Linked DNA regions of Homo sapiens: all the other regions are linked to region 3. The links are chromatin loops, found by intact Hi-C in ENCODE. Cell type or tissue: dorsolateral prefrontal cortex. All regions are shown on one strand.

What was found. Hi-C counts contacts between places; a loop is a spot of excess contacts. Peaks named below come from ENCODE experiments on the same cell type or tissue, not always from the same donor. Only the 100,000 strongest peaks of a DNase experiment are listed, where the experiment ranks them.
Region 1: it touches region 3 in a loop (1.8-fold over the local background); 15 of 110 quality-filtered maps call a loop at or near these places.
Region 2: it touches region 3 in a loop (4-fold over the local background); 30 of 110 quality-filtered maps call a loop at or near these places.
Region 4: a loop joins it to region 3, with 10 times the contacts of the local background. A loop is called at or near these places in 103 of 110 quality-filtered maps.

Annotation. Positions count from the first base shown.
Region 1 is chr19:2,693,392-2,698,391 of GRCh38, reverse strand. All of the region lies in intron 1 of GNG7 (G protein subunit gamma 7), which reads left to right. Among named protein-coding and RNA genes, the nearest start is that of GNG7, 6.8 kb to the left of the region's middle. In dorsolateral prefrontal cortex, no CTCF peak of the experiment used is centred here; DNase peaks (open chromatin) are centred at 2,941 and 3,977; H3K4me3 peaks cover 890 bases; H3K27ac peaks cover 5,000 bases.
Region 2 is chr19:2,661,596-2,666,595 of GRCh38, reverse strand. All of the region lies in intron 1 of GNG7 (G protein subunit gamma 7), which reads left to right. Among named protein-coding and RNA genes, the nearest start is that of MIR7850, 33 kb to the right of the region's middle. In dorsolateral prefrontal cortex, a CTCF peak has its summit at 2,598 (motif pointing left); DNase peaks (open chromatin) are centred at 1,325, 2,175 and 2,508; H3K4me3 peaks cover 805 bases; H3K27ac peaks cover 3,382 bases.
Region 3 is chr19:2,747,184-2,752,183 of GRCh38, reverse strand. No RefSeq gene overlaps it. Among named protein-coding and RNA genes, the nearest start is that of SLC39A3, 9.7 kb to the right of the region's middle. RefSeq lists silencers at 2,699-2,748, 2,759-2,828. In dorsolateral prefrontal cortex, CTCF peaks have their summits at 2,581 and 2,780 (motif pointing right); DNase peaks (open chromatin) are centred at 1,278 and 2,803; H3K4me3 peaks cover 885 bases; H3K27ac peaks cover 1,747 bases.
Region 4 is chr19:2,646,391-2,651,390 of GRCh38, reverse strand. All of the region lies in intron 1 of GNG7 (G protein subunit gamma 7), which reads left to right. Among named protein-coding and RNA genes, the nearest start is that of MIR7850, 18 kb to the right of the region's middle. RefSeq lists a silencer at 702-877. In dorsolateral prefrontal cortex, CTCF peaks have their summits at 2,542 and 2,742 (motif pointing left); DNase peaks (open chromatin) are centred at 664 and 2,720; H3K27ac peaks cover 1,117 bases.

The DNA.
Region 1 (5,000 bases), 54 kb after region 3:
GGGTTTCACCATATTGCCCAGGCTGGTCTCAAACTCCTGACCTCAGGTGATCCACCTACCTCGGCCTCCCAAAGTGTTGGGATTACAGGCGTGAGCCACCGCGCCCGGCCTGTCCTTTTTTTTTTGAGACATGGTCTCATTCCGTTGCCCGGGCTGGAGTACAGTGGTGCGATCTCGGCTCACTGCAACCTCTGCCTCCTGGGTTCAAGCCATTCTCCTGCCTCAGCCTCCCGAGTAGCTGGGACTACAGGCACCCACCACCACACCCAGCTAATTTTTGTATTTTTAGTAGAGACGGAGTTTCACCATGTTAGCCAGGCTGGTCTGGAACTCCTGACCTCTGGTGATCCACCTGCCTCGACCTCCCAAAGTGCTGGGATTATAAGCATGAGCCCCCGCACCCGGCCTGTCTTTTGTTTTTGAGATGTGGTCTCGTTCATTGCCCAGGCTGGAGTGCAGTGGCGCCATCTTGTCTCATTGCAACCTCCGCCTCCCGGGTTCAAGCGATTCTCCTGCCCCAGCCTCCCGAGTAGCTTCCATTACAGGCATGTGCCACCACGCCCGGCTAATTTTTGTATTTTTAGTAGAGACGGGCGGGGGGGGGGACGGGGCCCTCACCATGTTGGCCAGGCTGGCCTCGAACTCCTGACCTTAGGTCATCCACCCACCTCAGCCTCCCAAAGTGCTGGGGTGACAGGCGTGAGCCACCGCGCCCGGCCGCTGTGTCCTTTCACGGCTGATTTCTGCAATTCTGCGTCCTTGTTGATGTCGGGCGCCTCTCCCCGCTCGTTGACATTTCTTGACTTCACTTGTCACTGCTTTTTATACATGCACTCTTTGGCCTGGCCTCTGTCTCTTAAGGGTTAGAGAAAAGTGTTCATGGTTTACGTCACCCAGGAGACCCTACCGATGAGTGTGAGAGCTAAGGAGATGGGCTGACCCATCCTCAGTCACACAGCGGCCCCCGAGGGGTCACTCCTGTCCTCCTCCTCCCCCATCCTGCGGCGTGAGTGGGCCACGCTCTCTCTGTGTGGTTGCTCCCCCACATCGGCTCCTGACACGGATGGGCGGTGGGGTTCGTGGGCAGCTCCGAGACGCTTCCACGAACAGTTACTTGAACCTCGCAAAAGGAAAAGTCTTACTGCTTTTTATGACAAAAATTGAGGTATAATTTACACTTCATAACATTCAGACCTTTTAAGGATGCAATTCCATCTTTTAAATAAGTTTATCAGCTGTGCAAACATCCCTATAAGCCCCTTTCAGAACATTCCTGTGATCCCAGCATTTTGGGAGGCCGAAGCAGGTGGATCAGTTGAGGTCAGGAGTTCGAGACCAGTCTGGCCAACATGGCGAAACCCTGTCGCTAGTAAAAATACAAAAATTAGCCGGGCGCCTGTAATCCCAGCTACTCAGGAGGCTGAGGCAGGAGAATCGCTTGAACCTGGGAGGCGGAGGTTGCGGTGAGCACTGCACTCCAGCCTGGGCAACAGAGCGAGACTCTGTCTCAAAAAACAAACAAACAAAAAAACATTCCATCACCTAGTAAAATCTTTTGTCCCCATGAGGGGGACTCTCCACCCCCTCCCCCAGCCCTGGCACCCACGCCTCTCCCTCCTGTCTCTGGACTGGCCTGTCCTAGACATTTCAAAGAAATGGGTCACACACTGTGTGGCCTTTTGTGTCTGGTGTCTCTCACTGCGTGTGACATGCTCAAGGTGCATCCGTGCTGTGGCCTGCGTCAGAGCCTCGACCCTTTTCAGGGCTGAGTCGTGTTCCGGTGCGTGGACAGGCCGGGCTGTGCTCATCCATCCATTCAGCAACACACGCTCGGCCGCTTTTGCCTTTGGGCAATGGAGCACAGTGCTGGGATGTAAATGGCTTTTTCCTGGGCACAGGCAGTCCACTGCACTGAAGCTTGGGATGTTTGTTTAGTGGTTCTTTCTTTCTCTTTCTTTCTTTCTTTCCTTCCTTCCTTCCTTCTTCCTTCGTCTTTCCTTTCTTTCTTCCCTTCCTTTCCTTTCTTTCTTTCTTTTCTTTCTTTTCTTTCTTTCTTTCTTTCTTTCTTTCTTTCTTTCTTTCTTTCTTTCTTTCTTTCTCTCTCTCTCTTTTTCTTTCTCTCCTTCTCTTTCTTTCTTTTTTCTTTTTCTTTCTCTCTCTCCTCTCTCTCCTCTCTTCCCTCTCTCCCCTCTCTCCCCTCTCTCTCCTCTCTCTCTTTCTCTCTTTTCTTTTTTTTTGACGGAGTCTTGCTCTGTCTCCCGGGCTGGAGTGCAGTGGTGCAATCTCGGCTCACTGCAACCTCCACCTCCCAGGTTCCAGTGATTCTCCTGCCTCAGCCTCCCGAGTAGCTGGGATTACAGGCATGCACCACCACACCCAGATAATTTTTATGTTTAGTAGAAACAGGGTTTCACCATGTTGCCCAGGCTGGTCTCGAACTCCTGACCTCAGGTGATCTGCCCGCCTCGGCCTCCCAAAGTGCTGGGATTACAGGCGTGAGCCCCCATGCCCGGCCCCTTCTGTCTGCTTTCTTTCCCATCTCAGTGCTCCCTCTTGAGCCGAGAGCCTCATCATCCCTGGCGGGAGACTCCGAGGTGACGAATCAGCCTCTGGTTTCTCCAGCTCCAGCAGGACCTTCCTAGTAAGCTTCCTGGGCACTGATCAGACGGTCACTTCCCTGCCTCCTATCAAGTCAGCACCCACATGATGGCACCCCAGTTCCTCATGGGGTCTTCAGGGTCCTGCATGGCCTGGCCCTGCCCTCTGACCCTTCAAGTACCCCACCCCCACTTGGCTCCATCCACCTCCCCGGTGCCCCTGGGTTTCCTGGACGCTGCTGTTGCTGTCTCCTTTGTCTGAAACGCTCCTTCCTTCCTTCCTCTATCCGACAAAGGCCCGTTGTGTGCCTATTTTAAGCCTCAGAACTGGTGCCAGGCCCTGGGAGCACCACGTGAATGAGGCATCTGTGTGCTGGTGTGGGGGCCGTGGAGATGGCAGTCTGGGTCAGAGGGGCCTGAGCCCAGGGTGGCACAGAGGTGGGGGCCTCGGGCCTGTGTGTTCTAGGAGCTGAATAGGTGCAGGGGTGATAAGAAGTCGTCCAGGGGGGTAGAGAGGGGGCTGCGGAAGGTCCAGACAGGAGGCCACGAGGAAGCTTTGAGTAGAATACAAGTTTGCCAGGGAACGGATTGGTGGAGACTGGCCCATCTTGGTGGGTACACAGAGGGCGCTAGGTCTCCCCATGCCACTCACCACACATTTTCTCAGCCTGGCTCACTGCAGCCTCAAACTCCGGGCTCAAGCAATCCTCCCACCTCAGCCTCCCAGAGTAGCTGGGACTACAGATGCACGCCACCATGCCCAGCTAATTAAAACTTTTTTTTGTAAACGTGGAGGTCCCCCTGTATTGCCTAGGCTGGTCTCGAACTCCTGAGCTCGAGTTCAACCCTACCCTGTGATGGCCTGAGTAGGGTCATTTTCTGGGGCAGGGCTGTCCTGGGCACTGCAGGTCCTGAGGTGCCGAGCAGCGTCCCTGGCCTCCACCCACTCCACGCCAGGAGCACCTCCAGTTGTGACAACCACAGATGTCCCCAGACATAGCCCAGTGTCCCTCAGGGAGCAGATCACACCTGGGCTAGGGGAGTCCACGGACTCCAAGAGACTCCGCGTCCCATGATCCTCTGCCCTGCTGAGGTCCCAGGAGGCTGCACACATTGAAATCCACACCCTGAGTGGGGAGGGAGAGAGGAGGTGAGCCCCAGAAGCTGGGGGTCCCCCTGATTTACACTGTCTGCCCCATTGGGAGTTTATTCTGGTGTCTAGTGTGATCAGGAAGCAGACTTGATTTTTTTCCCAAATAATGTAGGGGCTCCCTCTTAGTACTGCAGATAGGGGGGACCGGATTGTTCTCTGGGGTGGGGCCGTCCTGGGCACTGCAGGGTGCTGAGCAGCGTCTCTGGGCTCCACCCACTCCACGCCAGGAGCATCTCTGAGTTGTGACAGCCACCGATGTCCCCAGACATTGTCCACAGTCATCTGGGGTTGAGAACCACTGCTCTATACCAGGCTATGGTAGAACAGATCCTTTCAACTAAAACTTTTTTTTTTCCCCTAAAAACTATGGTTGAACTAGTTAAGTGCTATTCCCTGCCCCCCCCCAAAAAAAAGCAACAAAAAAATCTCCCCAAAATGTAGATTCCTCCAAAAATAGTGTCACCAATTCCAGATAGCCTTGACATTTCTGACCCAAATCCCCTGTGCTTACCCAGCCTTACAATCTCAAATGTAGCCCAACCCCAGAGAGAGAAAGGAAGATAATTTTATCCTCAAACAACCAAGATTTCTTAGGCATAGAGACATTGCCGTTTCAAGGTCAGAGTCATTTATTTTACAGACATTTATTAACGTTCACAACACAATATTAAGTGTCTGATATTGTGTCGAGTGATGGGTTTACAAAATGAAGACAGGGACCTCGACCTCTGAGAGCCTCCAAGAGGAGGCGGCATTTGATTAGAGACTTGGGGGGGTTGTGGGTAGAATGTGGGCGTTCATTCTTTAACCCTTGACGCATTTATCTGGTGCTGTCTCTGTCTCATGTCCAGCCATGCCCTAAATCAGAGCTTGTCCCTGGGGGTGATTCTGGCCTTCAGGGGACACTGAGCAACGTCTGGGGACATTTGTGGCTGTCACAACCGGGGCTGCTCCTGGCATGGAGTGGGTGGATGCCATGGACACTGCTCAGCGCCCTGCAGTGCCCAGGATGGCCGCACCCCAGAGAATAGTCCAGAGCTCCGATGTCCACAGTGCCCAGGGGAGAGACCCTGGTTTGCAGAAATGGCTACCTTTTTGGAGTTTCTGTACAGTTACTCTTTGGAAGATGGTAAAGTAGAAAAAGACTACCTTTGATGTATGTTAATTAGTTGAAAGTCTGCTTTTCTTTTCTTTCTTTTTTTCTTTCTTTCTTTTTTTTTTTTTTTGAGGCAGAGTCTCGCTCTGTCACC
Region 2 (5,000 bases), 86 kb after region 3:
TCACACTTGTAATCCCAGCACTTGGGGAGGCTGAGCAGGGAGGATCGCTTGAGCCCAGGAGTTCAAGGCCAGTCTGGGCAACATAGCAAGATCCTATCTCTATGAAAAGTAAAAACTAAAAAAGCAGGCATGGTGGCTCACACCTATGTAATCCCAGGACGTTGGGAGGCTGAGGTGGGCAGATCACCTGAGGTCAAGAGTTTAAGACCAGCCTGGCCGACATGGCGAAACCCCATCTCTACTAAAAATACAGAAATTAGCCGGGCATGTTGGCAGGTGCCTGTAATCCCAGCTACTCGGGAGGCTGAGGCAGGAGAATCCCTTGAACCCGGGAGGCTGAGTTTGCAGTGAGCTGAGATCGTGCCACTGCACTCCAGCCTGGGCGACAAGAGCAAGACTCTGTCTCAAAATAAAAATGAATAAATAAATACAATAAAAATTAAAACATAAGCCGGGCACGGTGGCACTTTGGGAGGCTGAAGCAGGCAGATCACCTGAGGTCAGGAGTTCGAGACCAGCCTGACCAACATGGTGAAACCCTGTCTCTACTAAAAATACAAAAATTAGCTGGGCGTGGTGGCGGGCGCCTCTAATACTGGCTATATGGGGGACTGAGGCAGGAGAATCACTTGAACCCGGGAGGCAGAGGCAGTGAGCCAAGTTCGCACCACTGCACTCTAGCCTGGATGACAGAGCAAGACTCCATCTCAAAAAATAAGTAAAATAAATTGAAAAAGAATAATAAAAGGAGGTAATCCAGGTTCTAAATAATAAAGCCAGTATGTGCCATGACCCATGGCTCAGACACCACTTTAAACATTTTATAGATACTCATTTATGTAATCTCCAAAACCAGTCTCACAGGGTGGATGCTGCTTCGATGTGCATTCTACAGAGTGGGAAACTGAGGCACAGCGACAGTGGCAAGGGACTGAAGGTCACCCAGCCAGACAGCGAGTCGTGAAGTCAGAATGGAGTAGCTCTTGTCCAGCACTCCACCTTGGCCATACCAGAGCGTACGTCCCCACCCAATCCTTCCTCGGGACTCAGTGGAGCTATTTTCACATTGAGGGGAAATAGAAATCCGTTCGTTCTCATTTTCTTTCTTTTTTTTGTCCCGCATGGCCCTCTTCCCAAATCCTTGTTGCCCGTCTCACCAGACATTCCAGTTCCAAGAGGTGGGGTGTGGCGAGGACTGTCCAGCACGGCAGGGTGATCCTGCCCCCCCCCCCCCAGGGGACACTGGGCCATGTCTGGGGACATTTGTGGCTGTCACCATTGAGAAGTGCTCCGGGCATGCAGTGGCTGGAGGTCACGGATGCCGCTCAGCGTGCTGCAGTGCTCAGGACGGCTCCATCCCAGAGAATGGTACAGCCCCAGTGTCCACCGTGCCTGGGAGGAGAGACTCAGCATTCATTATTTGGAGAAGAAATGGAGTCTGCTTCCTGCTCACCAGGACACACTCCTGATGGGGCAGACGGTGTAAACCAGGGGACCCCAGCTCGTGGGATTCACCTCCTCTCTCCCTCCCCCCAACTAAAGGTGTGGATTTCAATGTGTGCAGCCTCCTGGGACCTCAGCAGGACAGAAGATCAGGGGACAGAGTATCTTGGGGGTCCGTGGAATTTCCTAATTCAGGGGGTGTCAACTGAGGGTGATTCTGCCCCAGGGGACACTGGGTGTTGTCTGAGGACATTTGTCGTTGTCACAACTTGAGGATGGTCGTGGCGTGGAGTGGGTGGAGGCCAGGGACACTGCTCAGCACCCTGCAGTGTCCGGGACAGCTGCACCCTAGAGAATGACCCAGCTCTGAATGTCCACGGTTTCCAGGGGAGAGACCTTGCATTAACTGGCAAAAAAATGAGTTTGCTCCCTGCTCACAGTAGACACCAGAATAGATTCCCGATGGGGCAGACGGTGTCAGCCGGGGCCATCCTCCCAGAGTGACCTAGAGGACTGGGTGAGGAGGGTCTCTAGAGCACTGAGGGTGCAGGACACAGAGCCAACCGTCTGATTGTTCCTTCCCCCTCCTTGACCTCGGCTCACAGAGACCTTGAACCCTCAGGGTCAAGCAGGCCTGCCCCTTTGTTCTGTGTGCCCCAGGGTGCAGTGGAGCCTGTTCCAGGTCACGCCCGGCCTGGCCGTCATCAGTCTCGTGGCTCTGAAGCAGCCACGTCACTCCCCCAGTCCCGGCACCTCCCCTGCGCCTGCACCTGGGTGAGAGCCCGTCCAGGCCTCTCTGCCCCCTTCCTTTGCAATCAGCACTTTGCTGGTGACATATTTAGATGGTTGCTGTGGTGATGAGTGAAGGCTGAGGTTGACAACTTCAGCGATGGCACAAAGGACAGGGCTGTGTTTCTATATCCAGCCTCCAACGAGACAAGACGCCCCTGCCACGTGCTGGCAGAATGTCAGCGTGGGAAGGGAAGGGGGCTCTGACAGCCCGTCCTGCCCACTCAGTTCCCAGAGGAGGAAGTGCAGCCGGGCCTGGGGGGCGGTGGAGGATAGGCCTGTCATCAAATGTCAGGTCCCTGGCTGTCCTGCCCTTGAGGGACATGCCTTAGAGCATTGGGTCTCAACTGGGGGCAAGCCTGCCCCCTGGGGGACACTGGTAATGTCTGGGGACATTTGTGGGTACCGTGACTTGGGGGTGCTCCTGGCCTGGAGTAGGTGGAGACCAGGGATGCTACTCAGCACTGTGCAGTGCCCAGAACGGCCCCACCCCAGAGAATAATCAAGCCCCAGTTTAATAGTGTCAAGATCAAGCCACGTTGCTTTAGTAGGAAATAGATAAAAGCCAGTGGATTTGTTCAGTTTTAAAAACTGGTGCTGGCATGCATATCTTGATAATTTGCAAAATGCCAAAATGAATCATTTTCTTGGCCTGGTCATTCTTCTGATTTGCCCTCAGTGAATGTACCTTATCCATCTGGGCTTTTGCATCTCTCCCAATTATCAGGTTGATAGATATTGGAAAAACAAGAAAATGAAAAATCCAATTGCTGGCTTTTAGGAAAAGGTAATGTTTGACTACACACCTGTCTTTATTTTGTGCTGCTATAATGGAATGCCATAGACTGGATAATTTATAAATAATAGAGATTTGTTTCTTAACGGTTCTAGGGACTGGGAAGTCCAATGTCGAGGTGCTGGCATCTGGTGAGGGCCTTCTTGCTGCGTCAGAGGTGGAAGGGCAAAAGAGCACATATATGAAAGATTGGGGAACTGGGGAAGAAAGAGGAGGGGGGGGAGAGAGAGAGAAAGGGTGAGAGGGAGAGAGAAAGAGAGATGGCATTAATGAGGGTAGGGCCTTCATAACCTAATCACCTCTTAAAGTTCTCACCTCTCAACATGGTGGCATTGGGAATTAAAGTTTCTACAATATGCTTTTTGGGAGACACATTCAAACTATAGCAACATCTGCTTGGAGGAGTCATGTGGATCAGCCCTTCCTTCCCTTTGCAGATGTACCAGTTATCTATCACTGTGTAACAAATTACCCCAACACTTAGCTTAAACAGCAAGCATTTACTATCCTGCAGTTTCTGTGGGTCAGTGGGATATTATATTACTTGCATTATATTTATTATATTATTTGGTCTTTGTCCTGATTTTTTTCTGGTGCAGAACTCCTAAAATCCTTGGAATCTGCAAAGTCATGTCTTTTTGTATGATGATAAGTCGACTGATGGCTGACAGCTTCTAGTTATTTTCAGGAATGGTCTGGCCACCAGAAAGATCAAGGCAGGATGAGAGGGCTGGAACCTTTAGCTGTACCCTCCAGCCTCTGGGGAGGGGAGAAGGGCTGAAGGTTGAGGTGATGACCAGTGGCCAGTGACGCGATCAGTCATGCCTATGAAGTAAAGCCTCCATAAAACTTCAAAAGGACGGGGTTTGGAGAACTTTGAGATAGCTGAGCACATGGAGGTTCCTGAAGGGTAGCATGCCAAGGAAGCTTTGCCCTTCTTCCCTATACCTCATCCTATGCATCTTTTCGTCTGTATTCTTTGTAATATGCTTTATATTAAACCAGTAAATGTGTTTCCCTGAATTCCGAGAGCTGCTGTAGTAAATTAAACCCAACCCTAACTTCAAGCTGGTCAGTTGGAAGTTCTGGAGGCCCAAACTTGCTACTGGTATCTGAAGAGGTTAGGGGCAGTCTTGTGGGGGGATTTAGCCCTCAACCTGTGGGGTCCAAGGCTGTCTCCAGGTAGATAGCACCTGAATTGAATTGAACTGAATCGAATTAGGGGACAGCTAGCTGGTGTGTGGGGAAACTCCTCTCACATTTGGTCACAGAAATATCTTGGGTTGATTTTTTTTTTTTTTTTTTTTTGAGATGGAGTCTCGCTCTGTCGCCCAGACTGGAGTGCAATGGTGCAATCTCTGCTCACTGCAGCCTCCGCCCCCCAGGTTCAAGTGATTCTCCTGCCTCAGCCTCCTGAGTAGCTGAGATTACAGGTGCCCACAACCACGCCTGGCTAATTTTTGTATTTTTGGTAGAGACAGGGTTTCACCGTGTTGGTCACGCTGGTCTCAAACTCCTGATCTTAAGTGATCCACCTGCCTTGGCCTCTGAAAGTGCTGGGATTACAGGCGTGAGCCACTGCACCTGGCCATGTTGATTGCTGTTGATGTGAGAGCAAGAGGAAAAGCAATTTGAGTTTGAGTTTTTTCCACCCTCACTCAGGAGTTAGGAAGCAGCTCCACTGGGTGATTCTGGCAGTGAATGTGCTGGGGCTGTATCATCTGAAGGCTCGATTGGAGCTGGAGGAGCTGCTTTCAAGAGGGCGCCCTCATGTGGCTGTTGGTGGAGGCCTCAGCTTCCAACTGGCCTTGACAGGAGGGCAAAATGCCCAAATGAGTCGTTCCTTCCTTCTTTCCTTTTTTCCTTCCTTCCTTCCTTTTTTTTTTTTTTTTTTTTTAATGGAGTCTCACTTTGTCAGCCAGGCTAGAGTGCAGTGGCACAATCTTGGCTCACTGCAACCTCTGCCTCTTGG
Region 3 (5,000 bases):
ACGGCAAGCTCCGCCTCCTGGGTTCATGCCCTTCTCCTGCCTCAGCCTCCCGAGTAGCTGGGACCACAGGCGCCCGCCACCAAGCCCGGCTAATTTTTTGTATTTTTAGTAGAGACGGGGTTTCACCGTGTTAGTGAGGATGGTCTCGATCTCCTGACCTCGTGATCCACCTGCCTCGGCCTCCCAAAGTGCTGGGATTACAGGTGTGAGCCACCGCGCCCGGCCTACATTTTTTTTTTTTCTTTTGAGATAGAGTCTCACTCTGTCGCCCAGGCTGGAGTGCAGTGGTGCCATCTTGACTCACTGCAACCTCTGCCTCCTGGGTTCAAGTGATTCTCCTGCCTCAGCCTCCCCAGTAGCTGGAATTACAGGTGCCCGCCGCCACGCCCAGCTAATTTTTGCATTTTGGGTAGAGATGGGGGTTTCACCATGTTGGCCAGGCGGGTCTTGAACTCTTGACCTCAGGTGATCCACCCGCCTTGGCCTCCCAGAGTGCTGGGATGACAGGCGTGAGCCACCGCGCCGGGCCGGATCTGCACTGTAGACAAGCAGCCCAGGTGATCGCGATGCCTCTGTTTGGAGAATCCCACTCCCGGAAACACCTGTGGACACTGTTGCAGGAGCCGTGTATCCCAGCCGCAGCCGGCACGCTCTTCAGTCTTCGTAGACGACCTCGGCTCATTTCCTCCCATCTCGTGTCCATCACCAGGAAAGCCTGCACAGTCTCTTCCCAGTTGACCCCAAACCCAGCCCAAGCCTTTGAGAGACCTCCAGAAAGTTTGTTTTGGAATCACCAAGGGGTGGAGAAGAGGAGGGGTGGCGAGGGGGAGCTGTCATCTCATCCCAGAACCAGTGGCTTCTCTGCGCGACTTGATGAGAAGCGTGTCATAGATAATGGCTGCTTGATCCCACACAAGTTTGAAATAGGGTAGTTCTGAATATTCCTGTCAGAGATGCGCAGAGCAAAGAAGCGGTAATTAAACTTGGGTTTCATGTAAGTCGTGACTCAGGGCTCCAGGAGTAGGTTGAACCTCCAGGTGTAATCGTGGAATTAGGAAGGCTCTGCCCTCTGCTTCTCTGTACGCTTGGGGTGCAGTTCCTACAAAGCCTGACCCAGCAGGGACTATGTTGCAAACCCCTCCAGGGTAAGTCCCAGGAAGCCACGAGGAGGAAACAAATAGTGTTTTTCTCTTTTGCAGAATTGGTGCTTCTCAACGGGCGCAGTTGTCCTCCCCGGGACACAGGGCGATGTCTGCGGACATCTGTGGTTGTCACAACTGGGGGGTGCGCCTGGCATTGAGTGGGTGGAGGCCAGAGACGCTGCTCAGCACCCTGCAGTGCCCAAGATGGCCCCACCCCACAGAATAATTCAGCCCCAAATGTCCACAGTACAGAGGAGGAGAAGCCCAGACACATGGTACTCTCTAGATAAATGTGTCAAATCCATGTCCCAAACCGTTTTGCCATTAGGAAAAATAATTTGTCACTGACTCTGGAATGTCCCGGTATCTTTGAAGGAAAACATTTCACCCCAAACTGAGTAACTTGAAAACCTAAAACAAAGTGACCTTCCCCATCCTGTTCTCCATCTTGCAAAAATATCTTAGGTCAAATTATTCTTTTTAGAGACAGGGTCTGGCTCTGTTGCCCAGGCTGGAGTGTAGCACCGTGAGCATAGCTCACTGTAGCCTCAACCTCCTGGGCTCAAGCGATCCTCCCACCTCAGCCTTTCAAGTAGCTGGGACTACAAGCATGGACACCACGCCCAGCTAATTTTAGTTATTATTTTTAAATTTTATTTATTTTTTGAGACAGAGTCACGCTCTGTCACCCAGGCTGGAGTGCAGTGGGGCGATCTCAGCTCACTGCAGGCTCAACCTCCTGGATTCAAGCAATTCTCCTGCCTCAGCCTCCACAGTAGCTGGGATTACAGGCATGTACCACCATGCCCGGCTAATTTTTTTGTATTTTTAGTAGAGATGGGGTTTTGCCACGTTGGCCAGGTTGGTCTCGAACTCCTCACCTCTAGTGATCCACCCACCTCGGCCTCCCAAATTTCTGGGATTACAGGGGTGAGCTGCCGCGCCGGCCTGTTTTTAAATTTTAGATTCAGGGGTACATGGGTCCTCCCTTCCTTCCTCCTGCTTTACTATGGTATCAAGATGAACCTGGTCAACATGGTGAAACCCCATCTCTACTAAAAATACAAAAATTAGCTGGGTGTGGTGGCAGGTGCCTGTAATCACAGTTCCTCGGGAGGCTGAGGAAGGAGAATCGCTTGAACTGGAAGGCGGAGGTTGCAGTGAGCCGAGATCACACCATTGCACTCCAGCCTGGGCGACAGAGTGAGACTGTCTCAAATAAAATAATAAAATTAAAAATAATAAAATAAATAATAAAAAGGCCGGGCGCAGTGGCTCACGCCTGTCATCCCAGCACTTTGGAAGGCCGAGGCGGGAGGATCACCTCAGGCCAGGAGTTCGAGGCCAGCTTCACCAACATGGAGAAACCCCATCTCTAAAAATACGAAATTAGCCAGGTGTGGTGGTGCACACCTGTAATCCCAGCTACTCAGGAGGCTGAGACAGGAGAATCGCTTGAACTCGGGAGTTAGAGGTTGCAGTGAGCCGAGATTGTGCCACTGCACTCCAGCCTGGGCGACAGAGTGAGACTCCGTCTCTAAATAAATAACTAAATAATAAAAAATTAACATTGGATTGGAGTCCAAGCATCCGGGATGTGGTCTCGGAAATGGGGAGCCGGGGCGATTCCGCACGGAGCCGCCAGGGGGCGCGGCAGCCACGGCCTCTCCCGCGGGCACCCACGTGCGTCCGCAGCTGCCAGGGCTGTGATCGACAAGGCGTGGCTCCTTCTGCAGCCACCTGGGCCAGAGCCTAGGGACCGCCCTGCTGCTAGAGTTTTGCTCTTAGAATCGGGTCTCCTTTCAGAATGACACGGAGAAAACATCCTCCGAAGCAGGGATGTCCTACCGGGTGCTCGTGCTTTGATGGAGCCAAGAGGATGCACGCAGTGGACCAGGGAGCCAGGCTGGCCCTGAGATACCTGTGGGATGCAGGGTCAAAGACATGAGGCCCGGCAGCGTGGGCGCGCGAGGACCCGCGAAGCCCACCAGAAACCAGAAATTCTCATCAGCTCACGGTGGTCCCGAATTCTTGCCAAGCCCAGGTAGACTTGGGGAGCCCCGTTCCTCTGTCTCCCTCTCTTTCGTTAATGGTGCTTTTTCAACCTTTATACATTTTTATTTACTTATTTATTATTTTTTAATTTTAATTTTTGTTTTTTTGAGACAGAATCTTGCTCTGTCGCCCAGGCTAGAGCACAGTGCCACGATCTTGGCTCACTGCAACCTCTGCCTCCTGAGTTCAAGTGATTCTCATGTCTCAGCCTCCAGAGTAGGTGGGACTACAGTCACACACCACCATGTCTGGCTATTTTTTTTTTTTTTTGTATTTATAGTAGAGACGGGGTTTCTCCATGTTGGCCAGGATGGTCTCAAACTCCTGGCCTCAGGTGATCCACCTGTCTCGGCCTCCTAAAGTGCTGGGAATACAGGCGTGAGCCACTGTGCTTAGCCAGTTTTTATTTATTTTTGAGACAAGGTCTCTCTTTCTGTGTGTCTTCTTTCCAGGCTGGAGAGCAGTGGTGCAGTCACAGCTCATCGCAGCCTCGACCTCCTGGGCTCAAGCAATCCTCCCTCAGCCTCCTGAGTAGCCAGGACTAGAGGCATGTGCCATCATGCCTGGATACTTTTTTTTTCTAGAGATAGGGTCTTGCTGTGTTGCCCAGGCTGGTCTCAAACTCTTGATCTTAAGCGATGCTCCCGCCTTGGCCTCCCAAAGTTGGGATTACAGGTGTGAGCCACTGTGCCAGGCTTCTCCTTCTTCTCCTTCTCCTTCTTCTTTTTTTCTTTAAGAGATAGGTTCCCCAGGCTGGAGTGCAGTGGCGCCATCATAGCTCACAGCAGCCTTGGACTCCTGGGCTCAAGTGATCCTCTTACTTCAGCCTCCTGAGTAGCTGGGACTACAGGCATTTTAAAGACTTAATGCAAGTGTAACATACCTACACCAAAGTGTGAATGATAAGCAAACATCATGGGTGGGGTGCTGTGGCTCACACCTATAATCCCAGCAGTTTGGGAGGCCGAGGCAGGTGGATCACCTGAGGTCAGGAGTTCGAGACCAGCCTGGCTAACATGGCGAAACCCCATTTCTACTAAAAAATACCAAAATTAGCCGGGCGTGGTGGTGGGTACCTGTAATCTCAGCTACTCGGGAGGCTGAGGCAGGAGAATTGCTTGAACCCAGGAGGCGGAGGTTGCAGTGAGCCGAGATCATGCCACTGCACTCCAGCCTGGGTGACAAGAGCGAGACTCTGTCTCAAAAGAAGCAAACATCATGATGAATTTTCATGAGGGGAACACGCCCATATCATTGGCACCTACACCAAGAAACCAAACCTAAGCAGTGCCCCCACATTCCCGCTACTCACTGCCTCCCAGTCCCCCCACACTCCCGCTACTCACTGCCTCCCCAGAGGGTGACACTGACCTAGCGTTTGATACCATGGGTGGGTGCTGCCTGTTTTTGAGAGTTATACAAATACAATCTGCAAAAGGTAAAGCCACAAGGGTTTCAGAAGAAAATATAGAGTCTATTTTGGGGTAGGCAAAATTTTCTTAGAAAGCAAAAAGCGCTAACCATAAAGTTTTTTTTTGTTTTTGTTTTTGTTTTTGTTTTTGTTTTGAGACAGAGTTTCACTCTTGTTACCCAGGCTGGAATGCAGTGGCGAGATCTCGGCTCACCACAACCTCTGCCTCCCGGGTTCAAGCAATTCTCCTGCCTCAGCCTCCCAAGTAGCTGGGACTACAGGCACCTGCCACCACGCCCGGCTAATTTTGTATTTTTAGTAGAGACGGGGTTTCTCCATGTTGGTCAGGCTGGTCTCGAACTCCCAACCTCAGGTGATCCGCCCACCTCGGC
Region 4 (5,000 bases), 100 kb after region 3:
GGGAAGGGAGGGAGGGAGGGATGGAGGGAAGGGAGGGAGGGAGGGATGGAGGGAAGGTAGGGAGGGAGGGAGGGAGGGATGGAGGGAAGGTAGGGAGGGAGGGATGGAGGGAGGGAGGGAAGGAAGGAAGGAAGGAAGGAAGGAAAGGAAGGAAGGAAGGAAGGAAGTCGGACAGAGATCTGGAGAAGTGCCTCCAGGACACAGTGGGGAGGGCCGGGAGGCGGTGGCAGCCCTTCGTACACGAGGTCCCCTGACCACCACCACTGTCCATGGCCTCTGTGTCCCAAGGGGGACTGATCTCTCCCTGCTGACATTCGGCACCTGCTACCTGGAGTGTTTCTTGCCTGTGTCTGAGACTTGCCTGCCTGCTGGGTGGAAGGGCCAGCTGCCCATAGGTGCCCAGGGCCCTGAGCTGGGTTTAAAGCCGGGCTATTGGCGCCTTGAAATCCATACTAATTTATGAACAGGAGGTCCCAGCGGTTCGTGTTGCCCCAGCTCGGCAGTTTCTGAGGGGACCTAACCCCCGCGGAGAGGTCTCTCCTCCTTGTCTCCACTGCTGGCCGCCCGGGTCGATTGTGATTTGTCCACACAGGGAACATGAAAACACAGCGTTTCTGTCAGGCTGAGTGAGCCGCTGAAGGTCGCTGGGGGACAGCCTGGCGCCAGCTGGTGCGGCTCAAGGCCCGAGGACAGAGCGGCTGGGATGCGGCTTCACCCACGCTGTGCTCGCCTCTGACCCAAGCTGCTCTGAGGCCGAGTGCAGACCAAGGGGCATCCGCAGGGATCGCCTCACTGCCAAGTCCAAGGTCTTGAGGACAGCCAGGGGCTGGGGTTAAAGGGCTGGGGACAGGGAGGTTTGCAGTGAAGGCAGAGAGTGAGAACTCATCTTAAAAATGATTCCTAGGGCTGGGAATCATTGTTGCCTGTAATCCCAACAACTTCGGGAGGCCAAGGCTGGCGGATCACCTGAGGTCAGGAGTTCAAGACCAGCCTGGCCAACATGAGGAAACCCCGTCTCTACTAAAAATACAAAAAAAGCTAGCCAGGCATGGTGGTGGGTACCTGAAATCCCAGTTACTCTGGAGGCTGAGGCAGGAGAATCGCTTGAACTCGGGAGGTGGAGGTTGCCGTGAGCCGAGATCGTGCCCCACTGCACTCCAGCCTGGGGGATAGAACGAGACTCTGTCTCAAAAAAAAAAAAAAAAAAGATTCCTATGACACGAATATTCACAGCAGCAGATTCACAATTGCCAACAAGAAGGAACGAGCCGATTGTCCATCCGCCGGTGAATGGATTTAAAAAACACGTCCTTCCATACTCAGGAGGAGTAAGACTCAGCCATGGAAAGGAGCGAGTCTTTGACACAGGTCACAGCATGGATGCACCTTGAGGACGTCACACTCAGTGAGAGACACCAGACACAAAAGGCCACACAGTGTGTGACCCCATTTCTATGAAATGTCCAGGACAGACCCATCCGCAGAGTCAGGGAGGGTGTGCGTGGGGGCCGGGGCTGGGGATCGGGGGCTGATGGCGAGGGGGCTTCTTTGTAGGGTGATGAGAATGTTCTGGAACTACATAAAGGTGATGGTTGGCCAGTTTTGCAAATATACTGAAAACAATGAATTATACACTTCAAGTGGGCGAGTTGTATGGTACAGGCGTTAGTTCACAATAAGGCTGTTTAAAAATAATGATTCCTGGCTGGGCGCGGTGGCTCACGCCTGTAATCCCAGCACTTTGGGAGGCTGAGGCGGGTGGATCATGAGGTCAGGGGCTCAAGACCAGCCTGACCAACATGGTGAAACCCCGTCTCTACTAAAAATACAAAAATTAGCCGGGGGTGGTGGTAGGTGCCTGTAATCCCAGCTACTCAGGAGGCTGAGGCAGGAGAATTGCTTGAACCTGGGAGGTGGAGCTTGCAGTGAGCTGAGATCGCACTCCAGCCTGGGTGACAGAGCAAGACTCCGTCTCAAAAAGTAATAATAATAATAATAATTCCTAGGGGTGAGCGTCTACACTGAATGTATCCGCCTCTCTCAGTTTGCTGGTTTTGATAAGATGTGCCCTAGTTGTGTACGGTGTCGCTGGCAGGGTAGTGAGTTGAAGGGCGCACCAGACCACTTCAAATTCATTCAGTAATTTAAGGTTGTCCAGGTGAAATGGCTACACCTGTAATCCCAGCCCTTTCAGAGGACAAGGTGGTGAGAGGATCACTTGAGCCCAGGAGTTCAAGACCAGGCTGGATAACATAGCAAAGACCCTGTCTCTATTTTTAAAAAATTAAAAATTAGCCCACAAATTAAGCACATTCCTTCCCCCTTCCCAGAACATAAAAACTACAACAGTGATGCCCACCTGTAGGCCCAGCTCCTCAGGAGGCTGAGGAAGGAGGATCGCTTGAGCCCAGGAGGTGGAGGCTGCAGTGAGCTGTGATTACACCATTGCACTCCAGCCTGGGCAATAGAGTGAGGCCCTGTCTCAAAAAAAACAAAAAACAAAAAACAAAAAAAAAAACACATGATTCAGAGTTGAAGGATTATGTTCATAGCTGCCCTGCAAGGTGGAGGGCAGGAGTCTGGGCCTCCTGCAGCCCCGTGGGCATGCCGCTCCAGCCCTTTCATCACTCATCCCTGCTGCCCTGAGCTGCTGCTGTCCTGAGTGGCAGGCCCTGGTGTAGCAGATCCTGCAAGATTCCAGCTGCTGCCAGAGCCCAAGGGTGCCAGGGCATTCCTGTGGCAAGGGCACCACCTGCAGGTGACAGTGAGGATTTCAGCTCCCTATCCCTACCTTTTATTGATGGTAAATTACCCTGAGCTCGTAGAACGGAAACTAGCATTTTAAAAAGTCTGCATTTTTTTTAAATGAACTTTTAATTTTAGATTTTCAGAAGAGTTGCAAAGAAATCCAGAGATTTCCTGTCTACCTCTCACCAGTTTTCCCTTATGTTAGCATCTTATGAAGTCACCATGCATTTGGGGTTGGTCTGTTTTTGAGACAGTGCCGTGCTCTGTTGCCCAGGCTGGAGTGCAGTGGCACAATCGCAGATCACTGCAGCCTCGACCTCCTGGGCTCAAGTGATCCTCCTGCCTCGGCCTCCCAAGTAGCTGGGACTACAGGTTTGCACCACCATGCCCAGCTAATTTTTACATTGTTTTTATAGAGATGGCAGATGGGGTCTTGCTATGTTGCCCAGGCTGGACCATATACTTGTGACCACCAAGAAGCCCATGTGGGTACATTTCTATAAGCTAAATTTCACTCTTTATCCCAGTTTCACGGTTTTTTTCTTCTAATGTCCTTTTTCTGTTTTAGGATCCTATCCTGGATCCCAAGTGGCTTTTTTTTTTTTTTTTTTTTTTGAGACAGGGTCTCGTTCTGTCACCCAGGCTAGAGTGCAGTGGCATGATCTCAGCTCACTGCAACCTCCGCCTCCCGGGTTCAAACGATTCTCCTGCCTCAGCCTCCCAAGTAGCTGGGATTACGGGCGCCCACCACCACACCTGGCTAATTTTTGTATTTTTAGTAGAGACAGGATTTCAACATGTTGACCCGGCTGGTCTCGAACTCGTGACCTCAGGTGATCCTCCCACCTCGGCCCCCCAAAGTGATGGGATTACAGGTGTGAGCCACCGTGCCTGGCCCCATGTGGCATTTATTTTTATTTTTTCTCAGACAGGATTGCACTCTGTTGCCTAGGCTGGAGTGCAGTGGTGCAATCCTAGCTCACAGCAACCTTGATCTCCCAGGATCAAGCGATCCTCCCATCTCAGCCTCTCGAGTAGCTGGGGTCACAGGCGGGCACCACTACACCCTCCTAATTTTTAAATTTTTTTTGTCAAGATGGGGTCATTTTGTAGAGATGGGGCGACTCGCTGGGAGGACCCTGGACTCCGCATGAGGCCTCCTTGTGACTGTGGTTTGTCCCAGCAAGAGGACATGGAGCACAGAGCAGAGTTTGGGAAGGGAAAGGCTCGTGGGGTGGGTCGGGGAGGCCAGGCCCGGCTTCTAGGCCCAGCTTCCAGGCCCTCTCCCCATGTGTCACGCGGGACACGCCACATCCCCAGCAGCGAGCTGGGACAACAGCCCAAAGCACTGTCACCAGCGAGGCTCCCAGAGACCCAGCACCCACGTTCCTATGGGGGCTGGTTCTGCTGCCCCTGCTGCCTGACCCATGCCAGGATTCCAGGCTCCAGAGGGAGGCAAGGATTTCATATAAACCACGGTGTTTGCAGGAACAGCTTTGGCCCTGGAGCTTGTCCTGTCAGTGATGGTGGCAGGGTCCCCCCGAGTCCCCCGAGGTGGGGAGTTCCTGGTCGCAGCCTCAGGCATGTGGTGCCAGCCTGGTTCTGCTCAGAGACTGCCCGTACCAGCTGAGCTGGGGCTGAGGGACTTCCCAGGATGCAGGACTTTCAGGCTAACTCTGGAAAAGTCCTGGGCAGACCTGGATACGTTGGGTGCCTTCTGGGCACCGTGGGACTAACTCAGCCCCTTCTTCTTCCTCCCAGGGAGATCGTGAGGCTCCAAAGATGTACAGAGATGTTTTTGATAAACTGTGAAGAGCCGTAGAAACATCAATCCTTGCACTCAGTTCAGTTTTCAAACACGTGGAAAATGTATTAGGAATAACGTCATAAATCTCTAATAATAAATATTTTCAGTGAATTGTCTTCTGCTTTTTTCCTTTTCTATTATTTTTTTTTTTGAAGCAGAGTCTTGCCCTGTTGCCCAGGCTGGAGGACAGTGGCTCGATCTCAGCTCACTGCACCCTCTGCCTCCCGGGTTCAAGGGATTCTCCTGCCTCAGCCTCCTAAGTAGCTGGGACTACAGGCACCCACCACCACGTTGGCTAATTTTTATATTTTTAGTAGAGACGGGATTTTGCCATGTTGGCCAGGCTGGTCTCGAACTTCTGACCTCATGATCCACCTGCCTTGGCCTCCCAAAGTGCTGGGATTACAGGCCTAAGCCACCGCGCCTGGTTGCCAAAATGATTTCT